Regions from separate parts of the Homo sapiens genome. Here regions 1, 2, 3, 4, 5 and 7 are each linked to region 6. Evidence: chromatin contacts called from ENCODE Hi-C or POLR2A ChIA-PET data. All regions are on one chromosome and are shown on one strand. Each heading gives the region's core, a stretch centred on a gene start or an enhancer-like site at or near the end of the contact. The rest is flanking DNA. Distances are from core to core; before and after follow the strand shown. Region 1 holds the start of PHF2 (PHD finger protein 2). Region 2 holds the start of BICD2 (BICD cargo adaptor 2). Region 3 holds the start of LINC02603 (long intergenic non-protein coding RNA 2603). Region 4 holds the start of CARD19 (caspase recruitment domain family member 19). Region 5 holds the start of MIRLET7A1HG (miRlet-7a-1/let-7f-1/let-7d cluster host gene). Region 6 holds the start of TSTD2 (thiosulfate sulfurtransferase like domain containing 2). Region 7 holds the start of FAM120A (family with sequence similarity 120 member A).

Region 1 (2,700 bases), core at 20-2,519, 4.1 Mb before region 6:
CATGGATGCTGCTAGGAGACTGAGCCAGGTTTCCTGTCCGGAGATTCTGGAATTCCGAGCAGGGGTGGCCCACATTTCCCAGCACGATGCGGATTTTGCTGAGGGAGGATGGGGAGAGAAAGAGGGTGAGGGAGGAAGGGCGGGCAGGGATGTGGCCCCTGCCCAGCGCGGATGCCCCAAGGATGCAGCGCTGGCGAGGCAGGGAAGTCCTCCTCTAGAACGCGTGCAAGTGACCCCTCAGAGCGCACCTCCGCTTCTCCTCCCCACCGTGGGGGCTCAGTTCCCTGGACACGGGGGCCAGGGTTCCCATACTCCTCGCCCCTTAGGTCACGGGCCTGGGGGGCTCAAATGCCAGGGAGCTCTCTCTTGACAGAGCTGACCAGCCCGGCCCCTTAGGTCACGGGCCTGGGGGGCTCAAATGCCAGGGAACAGAGCTGACCAGCCCGTGCCAGCGCACTCCCGGCCCGGGCTTCTGTCCTCTTCCTCTGGGGCTGAGCATCAGGGAAGTCCGCGGGATCCTGCGAGGGAGGCGGCAGTCCCCAGCCGAAAATGAGGGGAAAGAGGAAGTGGTGTCCCAACCAGAAACTCAGTGGGGAACGGAGGGAGGCAGCGCGGCCGAGGAGGAGGAACACCCCCACCGTGGTGGGGGTCAGAAGAAAGTTAGGGCCAAGTATTTGCTTGTCGGCCTTCTAGACTAGGAAGGCTCTCCTGCGGGCTCCACTCCCGCACCCCGCGTCTCTCCTTCTGCCTTGCCCGGGTTCCCCCAACTTATCTTATCCTCGGGGTCCCGCCCACCTTCTCCCCGGGGTCCCACCCCACTTTCAGTCTCAAGGCTCCCCCAGCTCACCTTCGCGCCCGCGGACCCCTGGGTCTACCTTCAGCCTTGGGGGCCCTTCTCGGCCTATCTTCCACCTTCGAGATCCCCCCACCCGCCTTCTCCCCCGGCAGGGTCCCCCCGGCCGTCTTCTCCCCCGGCAGGGTCCCCCAACCCACCTTCTCCCCCGCAGGGTTCCCCAGCCCGCCTTCCCGGCGGCGGGAGCGGCGGCCCAGGCCGGCGGGCGGAGGCGGCGCCACCCGGGGCGCTGACGTAGAGGCCGCTCGGCGGCCGGGGGTCCCTTCGGTGGGGCCGCGGCTCCCCGCCCGCCGCCCCCGCGCGTCCATTCCCTTTTGTGTCCCGCGCGCGGCCCGTCCCCCGCGCACACTAGCGCCCTGAGCCCCGCGGGCCGGCGGGCGGCTCCCGGCGCGGCCCCTCCAGCCAGCGCGCCCGGCATTGTGTGGACGCGCCTGGCCGGGAGCGCGCGCGGGGGCTGTCGTGCGCCCCCGTCCCCGTCCCCTCCCGGCCGCGGCGCCGCCTGCGCCCCGCCGCCCCCGCCGCCCCCGCGCGGCCCGGCCCCCGGCCCGGCCCGGACCGACCCGGGCAGCGCAGCGGCGGGGCCGAGCGGCGGCGCGGCGCGGCAACATGGCGACGGTGCCCGTGTACTGCGTCTGCCGGCTCCCCTACGACGTTACCCGCTTCATGATCGAGTGCGACGCCTGCAAGGACTGGTTCCACGGCAGGTGAGCGCGCGGCGGCTGCTCGGCTCGGCCCGGCCCGGCCCGGCCACCTTGCCCGACCGAGCCCCGCGCCCCCGGCTGCGCGCCCGCAGGCCCGGCTCGGGGACGGGCCGCCGCCGCCGCCGCCGCATTCCGGGCGCCCCGGTCGGGGCTGGGCCGTGCCGGGCCGCGCGCCCTTTTGTGCCCAGGGCGGGGGCGCCAAGCACGGGGCCCGCGCTGGGCGCCCCTGGCCGCCGCGCACAAAGCGAGGCCCGCGGGCCGGGAGGTGGGCTCGGGGCTCGGGGCGCGGGGAAGTTGGGGCTCCAGGCCCGGGCCGGGCCGCCTGTCAGCTGGGTCGCGGCGGCCGCAGAGGCCGGGCATCCGGAGGGAGGCCGAGGCCCGGAGCCCCCGCCGCCTCCCCCCTGCGAAGTTGCAGGAACTTTCCCCGCGCGGGCTCGGGGTTGGCCGGGCCGGGAGAAGCGGGCGCGCAGCCCGGCGCGGGTCCCGGGAGAGGCGCGAGTGGCGGGCTCCGACTCCGGCAGGGCTGGGGAGTCCGTGGGGGCTCCGGCGAGGTGGCAGCCGGCGCGCCCACCCTCCGCCGTGGCCGGCGAGCTCCCTTGGACCTTGTCCCCGAGGGCAGGACCCCTCCCGGACCCCCGCGGAGCAGCTAGACCCGGCAGGCCTGCAGGTCCGCGGGCAGGAGTGCGGTGACAGAATAGTGTCTGTGAGTTGGGTAAGGGGGGTTTGTTGTGGCTTTGCCACCTCCTCCCTGGCCTTCAGTTTTCCCCGTTTCTCTCCTCTCCGTTCCCGGCAGGAACGCCGGTTTTGACATGATCTTATGCTCCCTAAGGAAGATGGGGAGGGGGGAAGGAGGTAACGCTTGGAGACACTGAAAACCCCCGCCCTCTTGGCCCTTGCCGATGGCCATGACCTGGCCCCATGCCTAGGGCAGGTCCCTTCCCACCAAGAAGTAAATGGAGGAGGAGGAAGAGGAGGTGACAGTGTTGCCCAAACTGCTCCAACAGGTTCTCTTGCATCTGACTTTGCCTGTGGGATGTGTTTGGACCCGGGGCTGGCCAGGGCTGTATGCCCTCTGGGGCTCCAGTCCCAAACCACCGGCAGCAAGCAGCCGGGGGAAAGAGAGGGGTGTGTGGTGGTGGGTGGTCC
Region 2 (2,800 bases), core at 121-2,620, 4.9 Mb before region 6:
TACTGCACTCCCATTTTGCAGAGGGGGAAACTAAGACTCACGGAGGGCCTCTACCCAAAGCCACATCACTAGCAAGGGGCACAGCCTGGATCCAAACCCTGGTGTATCCTCCCAGAAAGCAATTCCTGCAAACAACGCTATGGAGTCAGGGAACGGGAGAAGAGAAGCTGGGGAAGGACTGTCCAAGACTCCCGCTGCCCTGCCGCCTGGAGACCCTCGACCAGCCTGGTGGTCTAACCTACTCTCCCCCCAGTGGGAATGACACAGACCACTGAGGTCTCCGTCCAAGAGGAACACAGCAAGCCACAGCGAGGGGAAGGGCCCGAGAAGCGGGGCTGGACAGGAAGTGGGCCAGGGAAGTCATGCTAGCTGGTGGGAGCGCAATCCCGGCCATGAGGACACAGCGCTGGGCCTGGGGCAAGGGTACTGGGGGACCCATGCCAGGGGCAACCTCCACGTGCAACCCCGAGCCCCTACTCACTTAGGCCGCTGTCCACGACCTTTCCCCACCTCGGAGGCACTCATGAAAGAAGCAGAAACGCTCCGAAAGTAGCTGCGCCCAGAGAGGGGAAGTGCTTTCTCTGAAGGTGACAGAGCCGCAGCCACCCAGACCCAGGCCCACCCTCGGCCTCTCCCAGCGGGTCACCAGCATCCGTGGCCTCAGCTCCCGGCTCAGCCACTGCCCTCCCAACCCCACCCCACACTCAGACACACCCGGAACAGCGACCACCGCAAAGCATCAGCCCTTACGAAGCCCCGCCCCGCCGGGGCCGCCCAGGTCCGCACAGAAGCAGGCGGGCAGCTGCAGGAGGCGACAAGGCGCCCGGACCCCTGCATTAGCGGCGTCTGCAACGGCCGCGGCACCGGCCTGCTAGCCAAGGCCGGGCCCACTCCCACATACTGCCCGTGCCCCCTCCGCCCCGGCGGCCCACCCCTGCCGGCCCCCGCTTGGCAAGCTGACCTTGGCCGCCCTGGTGCCAGGGACGACGCCCACAGGCCCCGGCGCCGGGCGGGGGTCGCAGGGCAGGGCGGCTCGGCTCACCTCCTTGAGCTGCTCCATCTCGCTGCGGATAGCCTCATAGTCCACCTCGAGCTCCTCGAACTGCAGCTTGAGCTGGTGCTTCTCCTCGAGCACCGCCAGCCCGTACTCGGCCGCCTGGATCTTCTCACGCGTGGTCTCGGCCAGCTCGTGGGACAGCCGCTTCACCTCGGCGCGCAGCCACTCCGGCTGCGCCTCCATCACCAGCCGCGCGTACTCCTCCTCCTCCGACGGCGCCGACATGGTGGCCGAGGGCTGAGCCGGCTCCCACTGAGGCTCTCGCAGGCCGGGCCCTCCTCAGCCGCCGCCGCTGCCGCCGCCGCCGCCGCCCTGCCCCGACGGCCGCCCGCCCGCCCGCGCCGCCGCACGGCTCCTCCCCTCCGGCGCGCGGGGCCCGCTGGGGGCTGGAGTCCTGCCTGCGCTCCGACCACAAGGTCCATCATGCCCGGCGCCCGCCCGGCCCCCGGCTATGATTGGCCCATGCTCTGTGAGGGGCGGGCCCTCGGGCGCAGCCACTGACGCCAATGTGGCCCAGGGGGCTGTGGGGACAGTAGTCCCGCTAGCGCACCGACTACAAAACCCGTCCAGCCCCGCGCCCACCCGTCCCCGTCCGTGATTGGCCTGCGCCGCCAGCGTCGAGCCGGATGTACCGGCGCCTTGCAGTCCCCTGGACGGCGGTCGAGTGGGCGCGGCCCCGCGGCCTTCCCCACACTCAGAGCCGGGGACACTGCTCGGTCGCCGGGCCTCGCGCTCCCCTGTGCCTCTGGCAGCCGGCGGCCACGCGGGGTGGCAAGACGGCTGCCGGGAGAACCCCCAGGGGGAGGCGGGTGCGGGGCGGCAGGACTGGGCTCCCGACCGTGGGACGAACAACGCGGACAGAGCCCGGGAGGCCACGAGCTAGAAGCGCATCCGAGAGCGCGGGTGAACGGCTGCTGCTGGAAACCCGTGGACGGTGTGACGCATGCTCTGTGCAGACGTCTGGGGGCGGGAGGAGGACGGGCCAGCAGGGGGCGCCCAGGGGCCAGCGGGAACCTCAGCACCGCCCCTCAGTCCTTCAAGGTCTATTTCTTGGGAATAAAGACATTTCCATTAATACAGGGTCATAAACGTGGTAAATATAATTGTTGTCTCCGCATCTATTTTTAGGCCTGACTTAAGTTGTTTGAAAGCCAGTCGTACCCTTCGCCTTGGCGTAGGTAACACTTCTCCGTATATGGTGGTGTGTGAGATAACTCGTTTATTCTTTATCTCATTGACCTAAAGCGCAACACACCCCACAGCCGCTGACCGCCATAGCACCTAATGGCCAGTATCAGTGCAGATGAGTTCACCCTTCCCTCGTATTTTCTTTAGCCAGTCCACAGGCCCCAAGGGAAATCCTAAAGGATGATTTCCATGGACCCTAGCACAGCCATAGTCCCTTCCTTCCCACCGTCTCTCACTGCCCCTCTCCATCTGCTTGTCCGCCTCTCTTAGGCATCCCTAACCTCTCCGGAACCTAAGAATAATAAATTCCTTCTGTTTTGTACCTTTTAATTTTACTTTCTCATTGTATCTCACCTGAACCCCACACCCATTCGGTTCTCCTAGAGAGTGGCTATCTTGGCTTATGGTCACTCTCCCTCAAGACCAAATTAGAAAGAAGCCATGACAGCAGAAATCACAGCACACAGGGTACTGACACTATCTAATGCACAGTCCACACTCTAATTGCACGAGGGCCCAACACCATACTGGAGAGTTTCAGTATTGTTTTTGTGG
Region 3 (2,700 bases), core at 4-2,503, 3.4 Mb before region 6:
GGTAGGAAAGACAGTCTTGAATCACCAATGCCCCTGACCCATCCCCCAGCAGTGGCTCTGTGGTGCGGAGAGAGAATCTATGTTCTTGGGAGACGGCAAGCACAGCAATGATGAGACATTGCATTGAACTCAGTGCTGCCCTGTTATACCAGAAAGCAAAACTGGATCAAACACAGCTGATTCTCACGCATGGAGGGAGTATTTACACCAGCCTTAGCCCGAGGAGAATCACCTATCCCAGCAGTTGGAATTTGAGTTACTGCCAATCTCACCACCTCTGGCTAGAGGGCCCTAAATAAACTCGAAAGGCAGCCTGGGCCACAAGGACGGCTCACGCCTGTAATCCCAGCACTTTGGGAGCCTGAAGTGGGAAAATTGCTTGAGGCCAGGAGTTCCAGACCAGCCTGGTCAACATAGCGAGACCCAGATTCTTTTTTTTTTTTTTCCCCCTTGAGAAGGAATCTCACTCTGTTGTCCAGGCTGGAGTACAGTGGTGCGATCTTGGCTCACTGCAACCTCCACCTCCCGAGTTCAAAGTGATTCTCCTGCCTCACCCTCCTGAGTAGCCGGGACTACAGGCGCCCATCACGACGCCCAGGTAATTTTTGTATTTTTAGTAGAGACGGGATTTTACCACATTGGCCAGGCTGCTCTCGAACTCCTGACCTCTGATCCGCCCGCCTCAGCCTCCCAAAGTGCTGGGATTACAGGCGTGAGCCACCGCGCCCGGCCGCGAGACCCAGATTCTAAAAAACAAAACAAAAAATTAGCCCGGTGTGGTGCTATGCACCTGTATTCCCAGCTACTCAGAAAGTTGAGGTGAGAGGATTGCTTGGCCAGGGGTTTGAGGCTGCAGTGAGCTATGATCACACCATTGTACTGCAGCCTGGCCGACAGAGCAAGACCCCTTCTCAAAAAATAAGTAAGTAGATAAAGTTCAGGGGTGTACAATCACAGGTGTGAATTTGCAGGATGGAGGACATGTAACATCTTTTTAAAAAAAAAAAAAATTAGAAGGACCGTATAAAAAGTTAAAGAAGACTTACTGCTCACCTGACCACCCTTCTCATAGACCCGAAAGTTAGATTTTACTTTCTGATTTTTCACAATTTCTCCTGGATGCTGCGGTCCCGCCCCTCGCAGCATTCTGGATGTTGTAGTCCCTCGCTCCAGGGCATCCACGGTAGGGTAGTTGCGCGCCCCGTGGCAGTCTGGGTAGTGTAGTTCCGTGCCCAGGGGCAGTCCGGCTCGCGTACTTCCGCGTTCCGGCATCGTCGCCTGGTGCGTGGTGAGTGTCCTTTCACAGTTCTGGTGAGCTAGCCCGGAGGTGGTCCCCGCTTTCGCGGGCCTTCCACTGGAAGGAAGGTCGGGAAAGCTGGCATGGGCAGTCCATGTCGTGGCCACATGTTCCTTGGTGTTTTGAGTTTCGGCTGTGGGGTCTGGGCGTGCGTGGTCCACCCCGGAGAGAGGTCTTGGCGGAGGTCCTCTGGTGGGGAGGGGGCGTTGGCGTTGTCGCGTGCTTCTGGCGGGACTTTGGGCCCAGTATGTTGACCTGGAGGGGCCAGTGCAGGCCTGGGACCGACTTCCCGAGCTACTTCGCAGGTGCGTCCCCGGTACTTCGGGGGCCGCTGAGTGGGCTCTGCCTGGGGTACCCAGACAGCATCCTGCCACTAGTATCCCGCCATCCCCTCCCCACCATCGCGCCTCGGAGGTCTCTGGGCCAGCAAATGTGCCTTTGGAGGACATGATATCCTCGGTTGGAGCAAACTTCCCCATTAGTGGGAGGCACGCGGCTTGGGCATCAGTCGGGTTGTTTATTTGTTTATTTATTAAATTTTATTTATTTATTTATTTATTTTTGAAACAGAGTCTCTCTCTGTCGCCCAGGCTGGAGTGCAGTGGCGCAATCTCGGTTCACTGCAATCTCCGCGCCCCACCCCAGCCGCCGGGTTCAAGCCATGCTCCCGCGTCAGCCTCCCGAGCAGCTGGGATTACAGGCACCCGCCACCACGCCCGGCTAATTTTTTGGTTTTTGTTTTGTTTTGTTTTTTTGAGACAGAGTTTCGCTCTTGTCGCCCAGGCTGGAGTGCAGTGGCGTGATTCCCCTGCCTCAGGCTCCCGAGTAGCTGGGACTACAGGCGCACGCCACCACGCCCGGCTAATATTTTGTGTTTTAGTAGAGACGGGGTTTCACCATGTTGGCAAGGCTGGTCTCGAACTCCTGACCTCAAGTAATCCCCCCGCCTCGGCCTCCCAAAGTACTGGGATTACAGGCGTGAGCCACCGTGCCCAACCTCAGTCCAGTTATTAGGGCTCTTGTGGATGGCTGGTGCACTGTGGTGGTGATGGTGCAGCTTGGCCACTAGGACCCGGGTTTGTGGGGGAGGATTGTTTGTGGGTAGACATCCAGACTTGGTCTTGATAGTGGGGGGGGGGACGGCTAGGGCCGTGCGACTCGGGTCAGTAGCCTTGGGGCCTGGGGACCCAAGTTGGTGAGTTGAGAAGGGCTTGCCTGGAGTTAGACATCCCTGGGTTGTGGGTTGCATGGGGGCGTGCTTGTATCCAGATTGTCGGCTTCTGCAGCTGTGTGGCTCCCTCGGACTTGGGGACCCTTCCGGGAGCATGGGTTGCAACAAGCAGAATGGTGCCCATAGGGCCAAGGAACATTTTTCTCAAGCCTCAGGGGGCTGTTGAGTGACT
Region 4 (2,700 bases), core at 20-2,519, 4.5 Mb before region 6:
CAGTGCATTCACATCATGTGGGGCTAGGAGCTTCTTGTGGCGGGCTCCGGAGCTGGAAATGCCAGGCCTACGAGAGGGAAAGCAGGAAGGAAAGCGGGAGGGAAGTGGAGTTGGCCCAAGGTCACTCATTTTACAGTCCAGGAAACTGAGGCTCAGGCAGGTTAAGTGACCTCTCTAGTTCGGGTCACACTGTCAAGCTAGTGTCTTCTTTTGAAGGTGGGGGACTGGGGTCCCCCAAGAAGGTGTCCCCCCCCCACCCCGCCGAGCGAGGTCACACCGTTGAGTCCTTCTCCCCTGGATTTGGGAAAGCATCACTGGGCACTGCCTCCTTTGGCTGGTCCCTGTGGCGTACTGGACGCCCACCGGCCTTTTGCCCCAGGCCTGGCCCTGTACTCCCCAGGGCCTGACTTTCTGTATGACGTTGGATCAGTCACGTCCCCTCTCAGTTTCAGTTTTCTCATCCAAGGGGTGGGGCGCGAGGCCGGGAGCGGGGAGGTGGACTGAGCCGGCCGGCGGGCCACCTGGATCCCGACTCCGCCACTCAACGCGGCAGGGCCCGGAAGGGCGGGCCCAAGACGGGCAGGGCTCCGGGCAGGAGCGGGCGCCTCCAGGGAGGCGCGCGGCGGTCGTAGCTGAGGCCGCCTTGAGGGCGGGACTTGGACGCGGGCAGGGCTCGAGTGAGAGGCGGGGTTAAAGGCCGCTGCGACGGCGTTATAGACGCCGGCGGGACCGGGGCCCAGCGAGGGGAGGGACTCTGGGCCCCTCGCGGCGTCTTAACTGACGCTGGGAGGGGCGGGAGTCCGGTGGCGCCCGCCCACGCCCGCAGTCGCCCGCCCACGCCCGCAGTCGCATGGCAGAGCAGGAAGGGGCGGGGCTCAGGGCCCCTGGAGGCGCGGAGGCCGACGACGGAGGGGGGCGGGGCTCGAGTAAGGGGCGGGGCCCGGTGGGGGGTTCCTTGAGGCTCGGAAGCCGTCGTCGGAGGGGGCGGGGTTCAGGTGCAGGGCGGGGCTCAGAACTCCGGGAGAGGCGGAAGCCGACGCCGGAGGGGGCGGGGCTCGAGTGAGGGGCAAGGCTCCAGGATCCTCGCAGCGGCCTATCCCAGGACGGCAAGGGGGCGGGACTCGAGTGAGAGGGGCGGAGTTTAGAGCCCTGGGGGAGCCGTAGCGGGCGCGGAAGGGGCGGGGCCTAACGGTAGGGGGCGGGGCTCGTCAAAGGGCGGGGTTTAGAGTCCCCGAGGCTACACAGCCAAAGCCGGGGGGCTGGCCTAGCCAAAAGGGGCGGGCGAGCACGGCCCGCGGGCGGCGTTCGCTGGAGCTGGTGGACCGGGCGGCTGACCGAGGGGCGGACGCGCGGCGGGGCAGACCGCTGGGGACTGCGGGCGGCGCTGTGTCCGTCGCCATGACAGGTGGGCACGGGGTCGGCTGGGCGGCAGGGATGCGGGCGCCCTGGATGGGTGGCCCGGCCCGGGGGTCCGGCTGCCTTGCGAGTCGCCTGCAGGCCGCGCCTGGGCAGCGGGGGCCGAGTGACCTTGGCCCGTCAGCTGTCGGTGGTGCGCGAGTGCACCCCCGCGAAGTGGTGGGTGTCCCGGGGCTTCTACCCGGCGGGGCCGTGCCAGCCGAGGCGGTGCCGGGCATGATGGGTGGTGGCCAGGTGCGGGGCCCGAAGAGGGCGGGGGCTACAAGGCAGCTCCAGGGTGGGGCTGCACAGCCGCGGTCTGGGCTCAGCCACTGCCAATGTGTGTGTGTCCCGTGGTGGGGAATTTGGTCTGAAAGAGTAGGAGGTGGTAGAAATGACACCGGAGAGAATTCACAGCGGTCCTGCTGTGATTCTGGCCACGGAAACAACGCTCCATCCTTACAACCACCCCAGCGAGGTCGCGGGACAGGCGATGCGTTCCTCGGCGGCATGTGATTCCTGTGGGACTCTTGGAGTCTCCCAGACTCCTTCGGTGGTCCACGACGCTCTTGCCCCTGTTTAGTTCTAAGAGAATCGGGGACAGCGACTGGACCCCCCAAGGTTGTTGTGCTCCACGCTAGTGGCCCCAGCCCAGCCTTCCTCCCCAGGGCCTCTCTGGTCTGGGGACCTGCCCACCATCCTCCTGATCCCAAACAGGGTGACTCTGCCCTGTGGACCTTCCCCTGTTGGAGAAGCCCCATGAGGGTGATGGGCTGGTAAGGGACCCCATGGCAGCCCGGCCAGGGAGTATGGGGGTTCCCAGAAGCTACACTTCATTCTTACTGTTCTGTTTCATGGAGCAGAATTGGCTCAGGGGCTCAGGGTAGCCCCAGAAGTCCCTAGTCCTCTCTCGGTGCTCGCTCTCTTGAGTCTCAGCCTAGGTCCTGCCCACAAATAGGATCTCATGGGCTGGAAACTGATGACTTCCAGGACACCAGGCCAGAAGAGACTTCCAGCCTAGGCCACAAGAGACCCCAGCTGCCACCTGCTCCCCTTTGTCCTCCCTTCTAACTCTTCTTATTTGTGGCTCTCATTTCTGAGCACTTACTGTGCATTGGACCCTGTGTTGGGTGATTCCTGTTTGAAAATGATCAGATGGGGACACCTGGAATATCTCGTCTGTGTACAGATGGGGAAACAAAGTCTTAAATTGTGCCCTGCCCAGGCTGGGATTCCGTAATTCCCTTAGTGAGTTCATCAGAATGCGTGGGACACAACTCAGAGCTGTGTTGGTCTCCAGGGAGC
Region 5 (2,716 bases), core at 158-2,657, 3.5 Mb before region 6:
AATCCTACCCTACTGCTGTGCTAGGTACTTGGCATAGACAGGAACAAAACAGTTTCTGCCCTTGAAGAGTTCCACATCCCCTGCAGCATAACCACACTCTTCCCCTGAACTGTACTCGATCTAGCTCTGGGGCCTGCTCTCTCCTTTCTCAATATATCTTCTAACCTCAAGAAGTCCTCCCCAAATCCTACCCATGGCTTAAGCTCAAGTTTCCCCCCCTCTAGTTTCTTGTTCACTTTAGCTCACAAAATAAAGTCCCCATTAAAAACAAAACGAAACAAACTCCTTTGGCACTTATTGCATACACTAATATGAGTGCTAAAAGGGGAGCTGATACCACCACCTAAGATCATAAATGTAAACGTACAGCATGTCAAGTACTATTTCCCATAGTTCTATTACAGACAAGGACCCACTTTTTTAAAAGTGTTGCACAAAGTCACAATGAATTACAAAAAGCAGAGCTACAGCCCAGGTCTTGCGGTTCCCAGCCATAAAATCTTAAAACTGGCAGAGACCTCAAACGACACCTTAACTAGTGATTTCAGAGTCCTAGCATGTGAAAGTTGTAATGGGGATGGAGGAACTGGGCTTTGGATTAATTTTAAAACAACAAAATCAAGGATTGCTTTGAAAAACATTTGAAGACAAAAATCTTCAAAACATGGGTTGGAAAAGATAACAAAAAAAAGCTCAGGGAGGCTGAGGTGGGAGGATCTCTAGAGTCCGGATGTCGAGGCTACAGTGAGCCGTGACCCACGCCACTGCACTCCAGCCCTGGAGAAAGAGCGAGAGACCGTGTCTCGAAAAAACAAACAACAAAAAAACCCTCAGACCCCAAAACGTCAAGGAATAAAAGTAAAAGGTTGGGCGGACACAACTCCTCCATTTGACAGATGAGCAAACTGAGGCACAGAACTCCAGGAGGCCTGGCCAAGGCCTCCTGGAGGGAACAGGGTCAGTTGACGGAAAAGAGCCAGAGGCTGCACGCTGGACAGCGTTCGGACCTTCCGGGTCGCGCACGTGTAAATTGCCCCCAGGAGCCTGAGGGAGCAAAGCAGCCGCCCCGCCCCGCGGGCAGCGCGTTCAGCGGCCACGTGACACAGCCAGCCCATCACGCGCAAAGGGCAGGGCCTGGAGGACACCACCCCCGCCACTCTCTCAGCCCTCCACTAGGAAAGAAGGAGATGGTATTGGTGGGCGGGCCAGACCCGCCTCCCCCACGGTGGCCACCCCGCGCGAGGCGGGCCCAGCCGCCGCCCTCCAGTGAGGGGACGGACGAGCTCAGCTAGGCCAAGGCGAAAGAGCGACGCGCACTTCAATCAGACGGCTTCACCAATGGGCTTGCGCGCTTTCCGCGGCGCCCGCCCCTGCATCGGCCTCCCGGCGACCGCGCTGCTTTCCCTCAGGCCGCCGCGGCGGCGCCCGCCCGCGCCTCCATCCGGGTCCTGGCGCGGTGCTCTCCCGGCAGCGACGGGCGCGAGGGCCGGGGCATTCCCACGGCCGCGACGGCCCTCTCCGCGAGCGCGAGGTGGGTATGGCGGACGCGGCAGCGAGCGCGGGTCCGTCGCCATTTTATTTCGCGGAGACTCGCGGCAGCGGGTGGGCAGAATGGGAGAGCCGTGCGCCGGCCCGCGCCTGTCCGGCTAACGCGGGCTGGGACTGGTGGGGCGGCCTGCCCCCTCCAGCGGGCGGGTGGCCCCGGGGGGCCGGCGGGCTGCTAGCGGAAGTCGCGGGCGCTCGGGGCACGGGGGAGGGGTGCCGCGTGGCCGCCGCGGGGCCGGCTCCAACCCCCTCCGCTTCCCGCCCAGCTCCTCACCGACAGGGCGGGGGAGGGGGGGTCATTCTTCACATTCCTTACCCCGCCCTTCCCCCCGCTTCAATCAAACTTGGGGCGGGCGGAAGGCCCGCCTTCCGGCCGGCGCCTGTTGGCCGGCGCCGCCTCTGACTGTGGCGTGACTGGTTGTAGGCGCCGCCAGGTGCCTCTGACGTCACTTCCGCTATCAAGTTTGTGGGCCGGGGAGACCTTGGCCTTGGGGGTTGGGATGAAGGAGGGAAGGTAGGAAGTGCGAGGGGCGGGGGGACAGGGCGGGAAGGCGCGGGCGGGGAGGGCGGGAGAGTCGTGGCTGGCTGCATGCCCCTGCTCCCCGCGGCCAAGTGCAGCCTCCCTTCCTGAAGCAGCTGCTGCGGCTGGAGGTCCGCTGCGGCAGCCGTCCTTGGCGAGGGGGAGGGGAACGCGGGAGCGGGAGGAAATCGTATCCCGGGGGACGGGGCTTGGAGATTTGCGACTCGGTGTCACCGGAAACAGCGCTGGCCTTTTGAGTCGACGCTGCAAACTCTTGGAACCGAGTGCCTCTCAGAAGGCTTGCTAATAAACTTCCCGGGCGGGCTCTAGTGTGAGGAATGTGGTAACCTGTATGTCCTTGGCCAGTAATGCCCTTCGGTCTTTCAACTTTTTACAGTAGATTCTGTGTCAGAGGTAATGGTATGTATTCTTCAACTTACCGGTTTTTAAAAAATTGACTAACGAGAGGGCGGGCAGACAGGAAAAAGGCAGGGAAGACAGTGAATGTTAAAATTTTGAGGTAAATCAGGAGACTGGTTGAGTTTTGCTTTTTAACTTCATTGATAATACTGCTTTCTTGGCATACAGTTCCTAAAGTTAAAGCATCATGTGGCATTCCTTTGCATTTATTTCTGTTGGCCTGAAGTATAA
Region 6 (2,700 bases), core at 8-2,507:
ATAATATTCGTTGAATGAAATAAAACAGTGATTGGGTAACCAAAGAAGGCCTCACTAAGGACCTGACATTTGAGCTGAGACCTAAGTGACCAAGAGCCAGCCACGCAGATTTAGAACCAGAGACCTTCAGGTAAAGGAAATAGTATAAGTTCCTAAAATAAGAACAAGCTTGACTTATTGTAAGAACAGAAAGAGTGGTTGGAGTACAGTGAGGAGAAGTAGAACCCCACAGGCCATGGCATGGAGTGTGCAATGGAAAGTCGTAGGAGACTTTTTTTTTTTGACACGGTCTCACTTTGTTGCCCAGGCTGGAGTGCAGTGTGCGATCACCGCTCACTGCATTCTCGACCTCCTGGGCTCAAGGGATCCTCCCACCTCGGCCCCCAACCCTCCCCTCGAGTAACTGGGACTACAGGCGCCAAACACTAGGCTCAGCTAATTTTTTTTTTTTTCCTGTAAAGACGGTGTTCGCCTTGTTGCCCAGGTGGGTCTTGAACTCCTAGGCTCAAGCGGATCCGCCCGCGTCGGCCTCCCATAAGTGTTAGGATTACAAGCGTTAGCTACCCCGCCCGGCCGTCATAGGAGACTTTTAAACAAAGCAGTAACACGATCTGATTCTGGATTTGTGTTGAAAGCAGAGCAGGCAGGGTTTACAGATAATTGTTATGTAAAAAGAGGGAAAAGAGCTAAGAAAGACTCTAAATTTTTGGATTAAGCGGCCGACGGATGACGTCATTTACTGAAATGGGTAAGACCGAAGGAGAATTAGGCCGGGAGAGTGAAATTTCAGATGGCCATGGACAAAGCAGATAAGCCAGTATGGTGCTCATAAAGACATCAGGGGAGGGGACGCTCACACACAGGCATATAGGTACCCAATAACCCTTGAAAACAGATTACTAAAACAATCATTTGTTCCTTCCTAAGCAAACAACTTAAGGAAAATGACGGCCAGCCGGCAAGCCCGGAGCCGCACGCTCGCGTCAGGGCCGGCCTTTCCATACCAAGGGGCGGCACGTGCGGCACCGCCTCCCGCCCAGGCCCCACCCCGCATGCCGAGCTTGGCCCAACCTCTCCTCCCACTTTTCCCAAGGCGGCAAAAGCCGGAAAGTGGGAGTAGATGAGCACATACCCGCCAGTCCTGATCCTTTCTAAGGTCTCTCTTCCCTGCACTGTCTCCGCCTAGCAATTGTCACTGCTCACCGCCCTCGAGCCTATTCCCCCGCCGCGTATTTGGGTAGAAAAGCTCGCTCGTGACGTCACCAAGCTCCGGAAGTCTCCTGGCGTCGGCGCAAGGGCCGCCGGGAAAACCATTGAGAGGCCACCGGGAAACCATTGAGAAGCCCCGGAGGACCGGCCTGAGCGGAGGCGGAGACTAGAGCGGCCGCCGGCACGACCCGCCTTCAGGCGTACGACGACCGCGGCCCGGGGGCTCTGAGTGGCCAAAGCGGCGGCACTTTCTGCGTGGCCCCGGAAGGACATAGAGCGGAAGGCGGGAGAAAGAAGTAGCCGGCAGGCGGAGGCAGCCCGAGGGGGCGGTTGCATGTGTGCCAGACGTTCGTAGCCCACTGAGCTTCCTCACGCCGGCTGTCGCAGCGCCTAGCCCCACCCGGCGGCCTCTCCTGCGCTTCCGGGGCCGTGGCGAGCTAGTGCGCCTGCGTGCCGGCCCATCCGCGCGCCTTGCAGCTGTCCTTGCGTCGGCCAGCGGCCAGACAGTTCCTGCAGCGCTTACCGCCTGGCCTCTCGGTTCCGCGGCGCACCGGAGGGCAGCATGTCGCGGCGGCGGCACAGCGACGAGAACGACGGTGAGTGCCTGCGGCCCGGCCACGGAGGCCGCTCCCGGTTGGGAGCCGAGGCTCGGCGTCTTTGGGTGTCCACGGAAGAGACTGGAAGCTCTTCTCCCCGGGAACGTGCGGGGAGCCGCGGAGGGAAAGAGGAGAATATGGTGGCGGTGTGGTCGGGCGGCTTCTAGAAAGCGACTTCTCCCCCGCCCCAGTTCTTTGAGTCAAGGGCCGATCCTCGGGAAAGAAGGCCTGGTGAACCCCATGGGTAGACCCTTGGTCTCTAAGGATGCTTCAGAATTTCGTCCGTAAAACCACGGAGCAGGGAAGCACACCTGTGTCTGTGCTGCCGCCTCTTAGGGACCCACTGGTCCTAGTGTCTCGTTTTAACCTTCAAAGCTGCACCTGAAAAGGGCTCGGAAGAATTCACTGAAGGAAAGGACTGAGAGATCTCATGAGTTGCAGTCTGAACTCTGTTCCGGTAGTGGTTATCCGTTGATTTCACTTCTTTCAAGCTGCAGGGAAAGAATATTGTCTTACCTGCGCCCAAGAGGTCCCTAATAAACAGACACAGGTTACTGCAGATTTTGAACTGGCCGTAAGCGCATTTCCCTTGTGTGAGAGAGAGTGCTAGAAAACTAACTTCAGGCCTCTGAGAGAGTTAGAACAGGGGTTCCCATCTCCGTTTGGATGATTGTGCTCGTGGAGATCAGTGTTGCCTTCATAAAGATGGAATAATTCTAGTTTTAACAACAACAAAAAAAAGATGCTTATATTACACATAAGCCTTACAATCGGTCAAAAACACAAATCCACACACCAAAAAAGTAAAACTTAGAGTAATTCTATTGTTAACATTTTAGTGTATTGTTTTTTGAAGAGAGTGTATAGTAGTGGTTAAGAGATGAGACTTTGGAAC
Region 7 (2,700 bases), core at 96-2,595, 4.2 Mb before region 6:
ATAGGTGAGTGGCATAACTTGTCAGCCTGCTTTTAAATGTAACTTCCTAAAATACCAGCAGCATTTAATTTATGTACGTATGATACTGGCTTGCATTTGAGGTGGGTATCAGAAAAGAAAGCAGAAAAATCCAACTTGCCTTTTTCACCGGGAGTATGGGGGCTTCTTTGGCCAAACCGTGCGCGTGCAGGCTCCATGTGCTGGGCAGCAGCTGTCCGGCCACAGCCTGTCGGTTGCATCCTGCTCCTCTACAGAGGTTTCTCCAAAAAAAGAACAAATGGAGAGATGAAGGTAAGTAAAAGCGGCACTTTAAAACTTTTAGAGTGCTGGGTTTCTAAATTTATATTCTGAAAGACATTAATCTCTTTTTGAAAATGTTTTATGCAAGCCTAATATACATACAGTATCAACCTCATTTTAGAAGCAGTTACGACAGAGCTTTGGAACAGAATTTACGTAAACGACCTCCTTCCAGAAGATGCTACTAAAGCAACAAGATTCAAATCCCTCTCCCTCAGAAGAGCTGGGAGATCCACTGCAAAGGCGCACGTTTCAGTCTAGCCATTGCGCAGTGGTAACGCAGGCTTTCCCACGCTGCAACAGACCTGTGCTCTCAAGACAGTCTCTTCCGTGACGAGCAGGCGCTTAGGGCTACCTGTACCTTCAGACATTATGGTGTGTTTGGCCATGTCATTTGTCATAGGTGTAAAAACCACAACCGAGAGCCCGAAGCTGCTGGGATGAGCACCTGCCGCGGAACTGCATTCTCGCGCTCCTTCCTGCTCTTTCCAAGAAGCCAGGCGCGGCCGGCCAGCATCCCGCTCTCCCGGACCCCGCAGTCAGTGTGGGCAGCAGGCCCAGAGTGGTGCGAGCCGACGGCGGCGTTAGAAAGGCGGCGTCCCGACGAACAGAGTGACTCGGCCTCGGCTCCCCTTCAAAGCGCCATCTTATCGCTGCTTCCCTCAGGAGCAGGCGAGCTCTTCCCCAGGACCTGCTTCGCGGCTTCCCTTCGCCCGAGAACCACCGGGCGGAGGCGGCGGCCTCTCTGGCCCTGCCGGGAACAGGGCGCAGGGGAGGGGAGCGGCGGCCGACCGGCCTGAGGCGGGCGAACGGCCTCTGGCCTCCAGGCGCTGCCTGCTCCGGCTCAGAAGCCTCCCGGATCCCGTCCCGGCCCAACTCCGGGCCTCCGCCTCCGCCGCCGCCTCCGGGAGCCCCGAGCCGCGTCCCGCCGGCGCCGCCTCTTCCGCCTGCTAGCCGGCGGGCCTGGGCGGCGTCCGCGCCGGGCGGGTCCGCTACGTCAGCGCCGCCCGCCCGCCCCGCCCCGGCCCTCAGCCTCGGCCTCGGCCTCGGCCTCGCAGCGGCGGCAGCGGCGGCGGCGGCAGGTCCCTCCCCAGACATGGCCCTGGGAGGCGGCAGCACATGGCGGCCGCGGCGGCCATGAGCGCGCCCCCGACCCGCCCCAGTCCCCCCTAGAGGCCGCCGCCCCCGCCCGCCAGCCCGCCCGCGCGCCACGGCCCCACCACCCCCGGCCCCGCCGCCCCCCGCCCGCACCCGCGCCCGCGCCCCCGCCGCCGCCATGGGCGTGCAGGGCTTCCAGGACTACATCGAGAAGCACTGCCCGAGCGCCGTGGTGCCGGTGGAGCTGCAGAAGCTGGCCCGGGGCAGCCTGGTGGGCGGCGGGCGGCAGCGGCCCCCGCAGACCCCGCTGCGCCTGCTGGTGGACGCCGACAACTGCCTGCACCGCCTCTACGGCGGCTTCTACACCGACTGGGTCAGCGGCGGCCAGTGGAACCACATGCTTGGCTACCTGGCGGCGCTGGCCAAGGCCTGCTTCGGCGGCAACATCGAGCTCTTCGTCTTCTTCAACGGCGCGCTCGAGAAGGCCCGGCTGCACGAGTGGGTCAAGCGGCAGGGCAACGAGCGCCAGACGGCACAGCAGATCGTCAGCCATGTCCAGAACAAGGGCACCCCGCCGCCAAAGGTCTGGTTCCTGCCGCCCGTCTGCATGGCCCACTGCATCCGCCTGGCGCTCATCCGCTTCCACGTCAAGGTGAGGCCGGGGATCCGGGCGGGCCGGGGACCGGGGCCGCGCCGCACCCCTATCCCCCTTCCCAGGGCGCAGAATGTCGCCCGGCCGTGGCGGCGCTGGGGGCAGCGAGTTCCCCCAGCCCTTGCCCGGGATAGCCTGGCCGGGCCGGGCTGCAAGATGGATGGCCGCGGGTGCAGGCCGCGCGCTGCCCAAGCCCGTCTCCAGCTGTCCCTGTTCGGGGTCCGCGGCCGCGTGGGGACACTTGAGGGCTGGGAGAGAGCCCCGGACCAGAATTCGGAGGCGACAGTGTCATCATCCCCAATATCCTTAGTTTTTCCCATCCTATTTGAGGCGGGCAGGCTATCACTCACCTTCAACTTTGACAAAATACTCCCTTTTCTAATTTAGCCTGTTCTTTCCCAGCAACAGGTTCATCTTGGAAGCAGGCAGGATACAGAGTAATAGAGGGGGTTTCGCCAGAGCCCTTGGGGGCTGCAAATATCAGTGCTGCTGCCGCCGCCCTTGCCAATGTTGTTAGCCCGGTGACAGCGAGACGTGTCTAAGGGCCAGTGCCCTGGCCTCTACTTCAGAACGCAGTGCCCTGTCCGTGTTCCTCTTAGTACAGGGTGTTTAGAGAATCTTTCTATGGCTTTTTGTGTTAGATTTCAAAG

Evidence for each region. Hi-C counts contacts between places; a loop is a spot of excess contacts on that map. ChIA-PET counts read pairs that join two places held with the same protein, here RNA polymerase II (POLR2A). Pooled maps may share reads with other maps.
Region 1: a loop to region 6 is called in a map of endothelial cell of umbilical vein, with 16 times the contacts of the local background. The contact joins the promoter of PHF2 here to the promoter of TSTD2 in region 6. A Hi-C loop is called at or near these places in 2 of 168 maps with a recorded cell type or tissue (endothelial cell of umbilical vein and naive thymus-derived CD4-positive, alpha-beta T cell) and 8 of 50 pooled maps. POLR2A ChIA-PET finds 5 or more read pairs at or near these places in 1 of 52 experiments (T-cell).
Region 2: a loop to region 6 is called in a map of B cell, with 10 times the contacts of the local background. The contact joins the promoter of BICD2 here to the promoter of TSTD2 in region 6. A Hi-C loop is called at or near these places in 2 of 168 maps with a recorded cell type or tissue (B cell and CD8-positive, alpha-beta T cell) and 6 of 50 pooled maps.
Region 3: a loop to region 6 is called in a map of CD8-positive, alpha-beta T cell, with 14 times the contacts of the local background. The contact joins the promoter of LINC02603 here to the promoter of TSTD2 in region 6. A Hi-C loop is called at or near these places in 3 of 168 maps with a recorded cell type or tissue (CD4-positive, alpha-beta T cell, CD8-positive, alpha-beta T cell and naive thymus-derived CD4-positive, alpha-beta T cell), 1 of 37 single-sample maps with no recorded cell type and 8 of 50 pooled maps.
Region 4: a map of naive thymus-derived CD4-positive, alpha-beta T cell shows a loop between it and region 6 (14-fold over the local background). The contact joins the promoter of CARD19 here to the promoter of TSTD2 in region 6. A Hi-C loop is called at or near these places in 1 of 168 maps with a recorded cell type or tissue (naive thymus-derived CD4-positive, alpha-beta T cell), 2 of 37 single-sample maps with no recorded cell type and 10 of 50 pooled maps.
Region 5: a map of CD8-positive, alpha-beta T cell shows a loop between it and region 6 (5-fold over the local background). The contact joins the promoter of MIRLET7A1HG here to the promoter of TSTD2 in region 6. A Hi-C loop is called at or near these places in 4 of 168 maps with a recorded cell type or tissue (CD4-positive, alpha-beta memory T cell, CD8-positive, alpha-beta T cell, lower leg skin and 1 more), 4 of 37 single-sample maps with no recorded cell type and 14 of 50 pooled maps. POLR2A ChIA-PET finds 5 or more read pairs at or near these places in 1 of 52 experiments (activated T-cell).
Region 7: a loop to region 6 is called in a map of CD8-positive, alpha-beta T cell, with 30 times the contacts of the local background. The contact joins the promoter of FAM120A here to the promoter of TSTD2 in region 6. A Hi-C loop is called at or near these places in 1 of 168 maps with a recorded cell type or tissue (CD8-positive, alpha-beta T cell), 3 of 37 single-sample maps with no recorded cell type and 12 of 50 pooled maps. POLR2A ChIA-PET finds 5 or more read pairs at or near these places in 1 of 52 experiments (GM10248).

Annotation. Positions count from the first base shown.
Region 1 is chr9:93,575,315-93,578,014 of GRCh38, forward strand. It overlaps PHF2 (PHD finger protein 2), which reads left to right and starts at 1,270. Exons shown (of 22, transcript NM_005392.4): 1 at 1,270-1,557. The coding sequence starts at 1,460. RefSeq lists enhancers at 1-172, 173-767, 449-728 and silencers at 829-888, 999-1,298, 1,889-2,048.
Region 2 is chr9:92,763,463-92,766,262 of GRCh38, forward strand. It overlaps BICD2 (BICD cargo adaptor 2), which reads right to left and starts at 1,371. Exons shown (of 7, transcript NM_001003800.2): 1 at 1,043-1,371. The coding sequence starts at 1,282. RefSeq lists a silencer at 1,322-2,061.
Region 3 is chr9:94,258,058-94,260,757 of GRCh38, forward strand. LINC02603 (long intergenic non-protein coding RNA 2603) reads right to left here and starts at 1,254. Exons shown (of 3, transcript NR_160773.1): 1 at 1,054-1,254. It overlaps ZNF169 (zinc finger protein 169), which reads left to right and starts at 1,241. Exons shown (of 5, transcript NM_194320.4): 1 at 1,241-1,288. RefSeq lists enhancers at 760-1,405, 1,244-1,563, 1,406-2,052, 1,594-1,723, 2,053-2,698.
Region 4 is chr9:93,094,948-93,097,647 of GRCh38, forward strand. It overlaps CARD19 (caspase recruitment domain family member 19), which reads left to right and starts at 1,270. Exons shown (of 6, transcript NM_032310.5): 1 at 1,270-1,405. The coding sequence starts at 1,399. LOC101927993 (a long non-coding RNA gene) reads right to left here and starts at 563. Exons shown (of 4, transcript NR_188444.1): 1 at 421-563; 2 at 1-67. RefSeq lists an enhancer at 258-307 and silencers at 418-727, 748-1,497, 1,518-1,627.
Region 5 is chr9:94,164,851-94,167,566 of GRCh38, forward strand. MIRLET7A1HG (miRlet-7a-1/let-7f-1/let-7d cluster host gene) reads left to right here and starts at 1,408. Exons shown (of 5, transcript NR_170278.1): 1 at 1,408-1,531. RefSeq lists an enhancer at 773-1,337 and silencers at 1,033-1,832, 2,063-2,132.
Region 6 is chr9:97,632,111-97,634,810 of GRCh38, forward strand. It overlaps TSTD2 (thiosulfate sulfurtransferase like domain containing 2), which reads right to left and starts at 1,258. Exons shown (of 10, transcript NM_139246.5): 1 at 1,133-1,258. NCBP1 (nuclear cap binding protein subunit 1) reads left to right here and starts at 1,711. Exons shown (of 23, transcript NM_002486.5): 1 at 1,711-1,805. The coding sequence starts at 1,772. RefSeq lists enhancers at 1,179-1,508, 1,277-1,571, 1,736-2,571, 2,129-2,208.
Region 7 is chr9:93,450,340-93,453,039 of GRCh38, forward strand. FAM120A (family with sequence similarity 120 member A) reads left to right here and starts at 1,346. Exons shown (of 18, transcript NM_014612.5): 1 at 1,346-2,050. The coding sequence starts at 1,577. FAM120AOS (family with sequence similarity 120 member A opposite strand) reads right to left here. Exons shown (of 3, transcript NM_198841.4): 1 at 1,808-2,700; 2 at 140-260. The coding sequence starts at 2,370. RefSeq lists an enhancer at 826-1,375 and silencers at 956-1,485, 1,626-1,755, 2,056-2,235.